Linked DNA regions of Homo sapiens: region 1 is linked to region 2. The links are chromatin loops, found by intact Hi-C in ENCODE. Cell type or tissue: HCT116. All regions are shown on one strand. Region 1 has its middle 120 kb from the start of RGS7BP. Region 2 overlaps RGS7BP (regulator of G protein signaling 7 binding protein).

Evidence for each region. Peaks named below come from ENCODE experiments on the same cell type or tissue, not always from the same donor. Only the 100,000 strongest peaks of a DNase experiment are listed, where the experiment ranks them.
Region 1: a loop joins it to region 2, with 3 times the contacts of the local background. A loop is called at or near these places in 9 of 110 quality-filtered maps.

What each region holds. Positions count from the first base shown.
Region 1 is chr5:64,382,684-64,387,683 of GRCh38, forward strand. No RefSeq gene overlaps it. Among named protein-coding and RNA genes, the nearest start is that of RGS7BP, 120 kb to the right of the region's middle. In HCT116, a CTCF peak has its summit at 2,250 (motif pointing right); a DNase peak (open chromatin) is centred at 2,258.
Region 2 is chr5:64,610,211-64,615,210 of GRCh38, forward strand. It overlaps RGS7BP (regulator of G protein signaling 7 binding protein), which reads left to right. Exons shown (of 6, transcript NM_001029875.3): 6 at 1-2,109. Among named protein-coding and RNA genes, the nearest start is that of SHISAL2B, 78 kb to the right of the region's middle. In HCT116, a CTCF peak has its summit at 2,351 (motif pointing left); a DNase peak (open chromatin) is centred at 2,341.

The sequences.
Region 1 (5,000 bases), 230 kb before region 2:
AAAGGCACACATGGCCTCCATAGAAATGTACCTTTGCCCTAATTATGATATGTAGATCTTTGAGAAAAGACAGGAAGACTTAAAGGATGATGTGTTTTACTTCCAAAAATTATAAACTTAAAACTGTCAGAGATGAGATATAATTAGGAAAGACCATTATTTTATCAAGCAATTAACCAATTATAAATTCATTATAAATTTGGTACCATCTGGTTTTAAATTATTGTGAAGAGAATTTTTATCATAGTTTATTGATAAATGCTACAATATACCCTCTCATTTTTTTCTACTAAGACTAAAGACTGCTGTAATTGAAATAACAGGTAAGCAAAGTACATAAGTTCACATTGTCTGTTTCATTAAGATGAAAAACTCAGGACTTCTAAAAAGAAAGTATTTAATATCCCTTTGTATACCTTACAACTTCATCATCATCTTTACTGGAACAAAGAGTAGTAATGATCAGTGTTATATACACATTTATCTTATTTTCCCCTATTCTGAATCAAGTATGAGTGACAATAGAGAGTGAAATTAAGTGGCTTTAAACCAATGGAAGGAAAAGGACATGTATTTCATTCAGACAGAAAAAAAAGATGAAAAGCAAAAATGGATAATGTATAAATAAGTACTTTGAAAAGGTTAGCATGGAAGTCATTTAATCTGGAAACAGTATGCAGCATATATATGTCAATCACAAACATGTTCATTAGTGTACATAAATTGTTCCCTGTATAACACACTACTTGTTTTAATCTTAAAGAAATACCAAAAATCAAATTACTCAAAGCCTCAGGCTTCCAATGTGTCTCCAAATAACTAATATAGTATCCACAAATATATATACAAACACTACAATGGGTTCTGATTAAAGAGAAACAACACAGAGACCAAGAAAAAAATATACATCTGATTTTCACTATAATTGGTACATTGGTAGAATAGAAAAACTGGACGGATGTGGGATTTTGCATAAAAGCAGAGAAGTATGAGAAAAGGAATAATCAGAAAATACAAAAAAGACTGGGGCAGGGGGTGGGGAGTGAATGAGAAGCACATATGACTGACCATGAGCAGATCTGCTAGCAGTGATGACATGGCAATCAGGGCAATCAGTAATGATGACAGAGATGGCAAGGAGAAGACTTGGCCAATGGAAAGATGCCAACAATGAAAAGAAATAAAATGGTTTTGCAATAGGAGAGAAGAAAGAAACAAAGCCATATGTACTTTTCTATTTTCCCTCTACCAGTTTATGTAAAAGACCGAAAGCAACCAGATTCTAGAAGGAAGGGAGGCAAGGAGGAAAGGAAAAATGGAGGGAGGGAAGGAGACAGGAAGAGAGGGAGGGAGGGAGAGAGGGAGGGAGAGAAAGAAGGAGAAAGAGAGGGAGGAATGAAAGCAAGCAAGAGAGAAAGAGACTTGGATGGCCTAATGCTTTAGGTTGACCAAAGATGGTCACACAATCACAATCTGCAATCTAAGGGAGGAGGTTCCAATTCTGGGTTAGAGATAAGCACACCCCACCCTGTATATCCTAATGAATACATCAATAAAACCTGAACAGAACAGATGGAACAGATATATGGGAGATTTTGAGTAGTAAACTGCTGCAGTTGGATTCTGGAAAAAGAACAGAATTTGTAATGTCGCTGAACTGACAGTGAGTTTACTAATTTTTTTTCCTCCAGTAACTCTCAGCCTAACTTTAACATACCAGAAGTGGGCAGAAACATGTAGGCAGAGAGAGCTCCAAGAGAAGCCCACTAGCTCTGGCTGCAAGCAGAGAAAAAGAACTACAAAAGCTCAGAAAGACTGCTTCTTTCCACCACATCAAGCCCCCAAGCAATACAATGGTGGTGTCAACAGGCAGAGGCAACAGGAGACTGCAAGAGCCAAAACTCTAAAAGAGAGGAGCTGTCGTTCAAAGAGTGTATGAAAACTCCTCATTGCCTTTTTCTCCCTTAGTTCCCCTTCCCCACTACCACTTGATCCTTGATGTGGGGTACTTGAAGAAGTATATGGCAATGTGTGGTAACTAAAGTGTTGGCTTTCTGGCTGAACAACTAAAAAGAGGAGTCTTGAGGAACCAGAAAGTTTGAGGGAGATGGTGGAGAGGTGAAAGCTCAGGAAAGCAAACCCACAAAGTCATTTATGAACTCCTAAGCTCACCCAAGAGCTGCATAAGTGTGGACCTTATCCTATTCAGCATAATGGTGACTGAAAACTGAACAGACAGACCATAGCCAAGGTCCAAGACTGACCACTGGGTGGCACACATCCAGGAAAGATAAATCATACTATAAAGACTTTGAAAATGGAACTGACATTGAAACCACAGCCTACAGAGGAGGGTTGGAACCAGTGGCCTGAATCTAAGCAGGTTGACTGCCTGCTTAAAACAAAACTATTTAACAGTCTCCATAGAAATGAAATAAGATCAGATTCAAAATGTCTAGCATAGCCTAGTAATTTGGGGTAATAAATTACTAGGTAACTAGAATTACCTCGTTCTTTGCTGGGTAACCTGAAATTACCTGGCAAATAACTAGGAAAATGCCAAAGCACCAGGTAAAAGATAATCAAAGAATGCCAGTGTTAAAATAACACAGATGTTGAACTTTTCAAATATTTTAAAGCAGCCATTATAAAAATGCTCCAGCAAGCAATCAAAAGAATTCTTGAAACCAATGAGAAAATAGTAAATATTTGCACTGAAATTGATAATATGAAAAAAAATCAAAAGAAAAGTTTGACCTGAAAATAAAATAATCAAAATTTAAAATTCATTGGATAGCAAGGAAGGGAGGCAAGGAGGGAAGGAGGGTGGGAGAGAGGGAGACATTCAATAGCAGAATGTCAATAACAGAAAAAAAAATCAGTGAACTAGCAAATATGTTTGTTCTGAATCAGTCTGAACAAAGAGGAAAAAATGATTTTTTTTAAATAACTGAACAGAGCCTCATGGACCTATAAGACTATAACAAAAAGTCTAATTTTGTGTTATAACAGTCTCAGAAATACAGAAGAAACAGGGTGATGCTAAAAAAAAAAAAACTTAAGGAAATAATGACAGAAAACTTTGCAAATTTGATGACAGACAAACATATAGATTTAAAAGCACAGCAAACCCAAAAAGGAGAAATCCAAAGAAATTAGTCCTAGGCACATCAAAATCAAACTGCTGAAAATAAAAGACAACCAGAGAAAAACAATGCTGTATACATAAAGGAAAAATAATTTTAAAGACTAAAAATTTTCATCAGAAATCCTGGAGTTTAAAAAGGAGCGGAACAAGAGATTTAAAGAGCTGAAAGAAAAGAACTGTCCACCAAGAACTCCATGTCCAGCAAAAATATTCTTCAGGAATGGAGGCATTCTCAGATAAGGAAAAACTAAGATAATTAATTGTCAGCAGTCATGCTTTCAAAGAAATTCTGAAGCAACTTCTTCAGACAAAAGGGAAATGAGACCAGAAAATAAATTTGGAAAATCATAAATGAAGAAAAAGCAATAGAAATGGAAAATATCTGGGTAAATAGGAAACTATATTTCTTTTAAGTTGTCTAAAATATGTTTAAACAGTTGAAAGAAAAATTATAATACCTTGTGATGAGATTTACGATGTAACTACATGTAATGTATAAGAACACTACAACATAAAGAGGAGAGAATACATAGTACTACATATTGGGAAAGTTTCTGTATTCCACTTTAAGTAACAAGAATATTGATTCTAAATAGTCTGTGAAAAGTTAAATACACATATAGGAAGCCCTGGAGCAACTACTTAAAAAAATATAAAAACACTATACATTAAAGCTGGACACTAAAAATATTGAAATAACCCCAAAGAAGGCAGGAAAAGTAAAACAAAGGAATGGAAAACAAAGAGAATAAACAAAAAAATACTAAAATTTTAGAAATACTCCAAACATTGAAATAATTAGAGGCAAATTCAACCTACAAAAGGCAAGACAGAAATTGTGGAATGGATCTTTTTTAAACACATGAACCAACTATACACAGTCTATAAGTAACTAACTTCAAATATATAATGACATGGTTCAGTTAAAAGTTAAAGGATAAAAAATATATACCATAGAAACACTAGTCAAAAGAAAGCTAGACTGGATATACTTATACCAGCCAAAGTATACTACAGAGCAAAGTGAATTACCAGTGATAGAGATATTATATCAGAGAACAATAAACTTTTTCTATAAAAGCCCAGATAAATATTTTAGTCTCGGCAAGCCGTATAGTCTCTATTGCAAAAGTATAATTCTGACACTGTGGTACAAAACAAACCATAAAAAATACATAAATGAATAGGCTTGAATGTAGTCTAATAAAATTTTATTTACAATAACAGATGGCAGGCTGGATTTTGGCCTGCCATAGTTTGAGTCAGAGTTTACGGAGCCCAATACTTTATATAAAAGTAAAATGGTCCACTGGTCAACAAGATATAACGTTGCATATGTATCAACAGAGCTACAAATACATGAAGCAAAACCTGACAGAACTAAAAGAAGAAACAAAACCACAATTACAGTTGGAGAGTTGAATATTCTTCACTCAGACAGACAGAAGTAGTTAACAGAAAATTTTTTAGGATAGAGAAGAACTGAACCCAATTGATTTAATTGACATTTACAGAATATTTCTCCTACAACAGTGGGATATATAATATATTCTGTTCAAGTATACATGGAACGTTAATCAAGGCAGACCATATCCAGGGTCATAAAATTCTTTCAATATCAAAGAACTGAAATCCTACAACATATATTTTCTAACTATAATAAAATTAAACTAGAAATCAGTAGTAAAGGTAACAAGAAAATCTTAGAAATTAAATTACATACTTCTAAATAATCCATAGTTCAAAGGAAGTCTCAAGGAAAATTTAAAAATATTCTAAACAAAAATAAGAATATAGCATATCAAAATCTGTGTGATACAGCTAAAGTAGTCCTTAGAGTGAAACTTACAGC
Region 2 (5,000 bases):
TTAGATGACTATGCAGATAAGATTTTTCCAACGTGTACTTGGTGTCTTGTCTTATGCTTAGACTCTTGAAAGCAGGACACATTAAGCAATACTATATTTTAGAAAGGAGGAAGCCACATGCTTTGTTTTTCTGCTCACAGCTTTGTTGTGATCTTCCTTCACTAAACTTGTAACATGGTACAAATTTTGTTATACCGTCTCCTGTTCTTCCTTTGGCCCATTTCCCAGACAGAATTTCCCATGGGTTGAGAGATCAAGTCTTTGCACTTTTTTTCTTGTTTTCCATAGTCTGAAAAACCTTCAAGTCAGACAGGAGGCACCAGTGTCCAGTACAATAGAAGGATGAGCTAGATGCCGATAAGTGGTTTATCCAAGACACATCTTTAGTCCCAACCCTGTTCTTTACCAATACTTATGTGCACAGGCATTTATATGTATACCAATATTTTTACCTAAAAACTAAATATATTAAGGCCTTTTGCTTTAGTGAAGATGAACTACTGTAATAATTATTGTATTAGGTTGAATTATATGAAATTTCCTATATGTGACTGTTTTGACCTACAAAATGGCAATTTCTTATAGTTCACCCTAATATCCAATGTGGAAATTATACTTGGAATTGTCTTCTAGCTCTTTTGATTGAAAGTGAAAGAATTAAAGGGTTGGAAGAGAACGTTATACAGGTCTCTATTTAGATCATACCAGCTGGTTTTTGGCCTTATTCTTTGAATCTAGAGTTGTGTTCCAAGGAACCAGTAATTAATGCATGGTTATAGGTATACCTGGCTTCAAAAAAAAGAAGTAGCCGTGGAAAGCTATATGAGAAAATCACAATTTTCTGAATCAAATATTTGTAAAACAATTTGGCTATTTAAAGACTCTTAGGGTAAATACTCCCTGGAAAAGCAAGCAATCCAGACTTATCTGGTCTGCAAACCTTGATTTCAGCTTAATATCCTTTCCTGAATCTAATTCATTTTCACCCACTAAGGTCATTTCATTTAAGATCCATTGTTTTTGAAATTTTGAAGTAGCCCAGTTTGGCAGCTCTCAGCACCTGCCTCTGCCCTCTCCTATACTTCAACTATATTGAACTCTAGCTTCAATCTAGTTCCTACTAATCCATGCAAAAGTTATTAACTGATAAGCCCAATCTTGTTCAGCACGTTCTTCTAAATGCCTGACCTAAATAACTTCTGCTTGGTTAACTTGTGTTCATTCTCACCTTAGCCTCAGTGTGAAAGTAACACTTACCTTCTGTGCAATTGTCCTTTGTACAACTGAAGACTGTTAATAAATTCAGGTCTCACCTCCATGTCTGAAAAGGCTATAGTAGCTATTCATGGAGATGGGAATTTGTCTAATTACCTAGCCAGAGTTTGCATATTTAAGGTAATATATTCAGCTACCGTATCTTTTATTCATAGTGCCTGTTTTCCAGCCTTTGATCAGTTTTGTAGTTCCCGTGGATAAACTCCAAGATCTAAAGATCCTCTTTCAGTAGCATATACTAAAATTAAGTTTAGTGCTCAAAACCCTGGTAACCTACACTGGCCCAAGGTTACAGTAGGTAATTCACCGTCTCACATTAGACAGGCCAATGCATCCCTTAGGAGCTGCCCCACTCTCCTCTCACCTACCAAAGGATTTTCTCAGGTGTGGTTCCAAGCGATAAAGTTCTACTGTCTCGGCTTCCTGCTGGTAATTCGCTTTCAGATTAGCAATAACACTGAGCTGATCTCTAGGGTTAAGAAGAGAACATTGAACTCATTTTGTCGCATGTACCCACAGGCTTGAAACAGAAAATGATGTAAACTTTTGTGGCATACATTCACCCATTTTCCCACCATATCTTTACTATCCTGTGTTGATTTTTTTTTCAAATTACAAAGACAATACATGTTCTTTGTGGGAAATCTGAAAAATACTACCAAATAGAAAATAAAAATCACCTGAATTCCACCACGACCACATTGTTTAAAACCACATTTCTGGGTTTTAAATCAGTCAGTGGCTGGGCCCAAAGGCACTTTTGGGTAAGATAAGTGAAGAAATGCCCACAAGGCCAAGGTGTCACTTAAAAAAACAAACAAAAAAAACAAGCCAGAAAAAAAAAATTCTGTCCGCTAATGTTTTGCACGCATCTAGGAGCAGACTCACTGCAAACCTCTGGTTATGCCATTATTCAGGGGTATAAAGAAAGCTTTAGAAGTAGCATAGTCCTGATGCCTCCTCTAATGAGTTAAAGCTCTTGGGGGAAATTCTAAAATTGCCAGACCATTTTGTTTCTCTGTGCTCCTACGAAACCAGTCGGGATACTGAGTGTTTGGCAATACTGCCACCTACTGAAAGCTGAGCTTCAGAGTGAGGTGAAATAAAGACAGAATGTAAAAGCATCTACTTTGTTTTAAACAGCAAACAAATGGACCAGATTAACAATGATCCCATCTGGAATTTAAAACTCTGAAAGTGTCAACATTGAAAGGATTAAGCATATCATCCGGTCAAACTTCCCACCCTACCCACATACCCAGGCAACGTCTATCATTTCTTTGTCTTAGGAATGTCACCAAATACAAAATGCTCAACTTTCAGGTAACCATAGGTAGGATGAGAAAAAGCTGTGATACTATTGGCCTCAGGATAAATTATTAGAATTAAATATATAGACCATAATAGACCTAAGAATATAAAAGAATTGGGTATATTATAAAAATGACATTTCAGATCTATCAGAAAAGTTTGGATTATTAATTTATATTGGGATAGCTGGTTAGCTATTTCTTGAGAGAAATATTAGACCTATACCTCATAATTTTTATCAGAATAAATTCCAGATGAAATAAAGATTTACATATTCAAGCACATAAATAAACATACAACAAGACTAGCAGGCAATGTGAATGGATATTTATATAATTTTAGTGTGAAAGAAGCCTTTCTTTGAGTGACACCAAAGGAAAAAAACAGAAAGAAAGGATGGATGGAATTTGACTGATTAAAAATGCTAAACTCCTATATAGTAAAAAATAACAAACCAAATTGAGAAAACAATATATGCTACAAAAAGTATAGATCTCAAATACATATTAAGAGCTTAAACATCACTACTTTTGGGACATTTCCATGATCTACAATCCCCTTCTCAACCAAGTGTTTCCATTTCATTCTTTCCTTATTGAACGTTTTCATTATTGCTTGTTTAATTGCCTGTTTATCCCTATTAAATTGGAAGTATAAGAAGGCAGCAACCATGTCTATTTTGCTTATTGTTGTATCCATAACACCTAACACAGTGCTACACAAAGCAAATGCTGAAAACATACTTATTGAATGAGTGAATAATGAATGAATAAATGACATTTTATAATTCAAGGAGAATCAAACTTTCCAACAGAAAATTGGACCAAGAACACAAACTGGCAATGCACAATAAACTAAAATAACCTACTAATAATAAATATGAAAAAGTGTTTTAATATACTAGTAATAAAAAATGCAAGTTAATATGATATATTCCTTTTTATATGTCAGAAAGGCAAACGGTATAAAGAATTAAAATTCCCAGGGACAAAAAGGAAGTACAGAAATAAACCTCTTACAGAGTCAACAGGAATGTAAATTGATTCCACCTTTCTGAAAAAATATTTTGGTAATATAGTTTTCCTGCATGCCTAGTAATTCCACTTTAGGGAAATTCTCCTTTAAATGGGTCAGAAAATAAAATGAGCTAAGATGTATTTATTCATTATTCAAAAAGTATATGCAAGAAAGGATGTTTATAGCAGCATTATTTGGATAAGCAGAAAAATGTAAATAAGCCTACTTTATAGGGTTGGTTAAATATGGTACATCCTTTCAATGGAATACTGTGTACCAGTTAAGAATAAGCACCATATGTGTATTTATTGAAATGTACAAGCTATATTGTTAGATGAAAAAGGAAGTTATAGAGGAATATTTATAGTACGATCCCTTTTTAAAAATATATGTATGCATGTGTGCATTAAAGAGTCTGAAAGGATACTTGCCAAAGTGTAAAAGCATTTATCTCTGGGAGGTGAGATTTGGAGCAATTATATTTTCTTTTTGCATATCTGTAACTTCTAATTTTCCACAATGAGCATGTAGTGTCTGTAAAATTTTTCAGGGAATAAACAATGATGTTCACAATATATATTAAATGAAAAACACATGTTATAAAACAGTATGTATAGTATGACACAATATTTGTAAAAAAGAAAATTATATATAAATATATCTATGTATGTATATATATGCATAAGAAAGCTAGAAGGACATACACTAAAATGTTAATAGTAGTTATGGGTAGTGGGATTATGGGTGATTATTTTTTCTTTTTGCTTTTCTGTGTTTTCTAATTTTTCTACAATGAACATGTATTACTTGTGTAATAAAAACTAATAATAAAAGTTTTAAAAAATGAATATGTGAGAGGGACATTTTTGACTCACTACTTGTCTTCATCCTCTTCCCCACCCTATTCCCATCCCCTCCTTGGCTTATTCTTTGTCAAAATATGGGCAGTGGGGATATGGAGAGGAAACAACAGGGCGCCAGAGCTTTTGAGAATAGAAGAGACAGAGAGACACAAAGATGGGTGAGAAGGAAAGAGAGAGAAAGGAAGGAAGGGCCTGGAAAAGAAGGTAAGAGAGAAACAAAACCTGGTAAGTGAAGTCACTAGAGGAAGGAGTAAAACAGATTTAGAAACTTTTTCACTAACAAGAGCAATGTCTTTAAATTTAGCTCAGGGTTTCTGATAGCTACAGCAAGAAAAAGAAATACATTAAGTTAAATAATTTTGTTTTCTAATAAAAGGATACACACACACACACACACACACACACGCACACACATACCCCTACATTCCTGGAGAGATATCTAGAAATGAAATTCTGACAGGAATGTATCCCAAGAAGGTTTTCAAGGGGCAAACTGTTGTGGTCCAGCTGGATGCCAAGGGCTGTACAGTACAG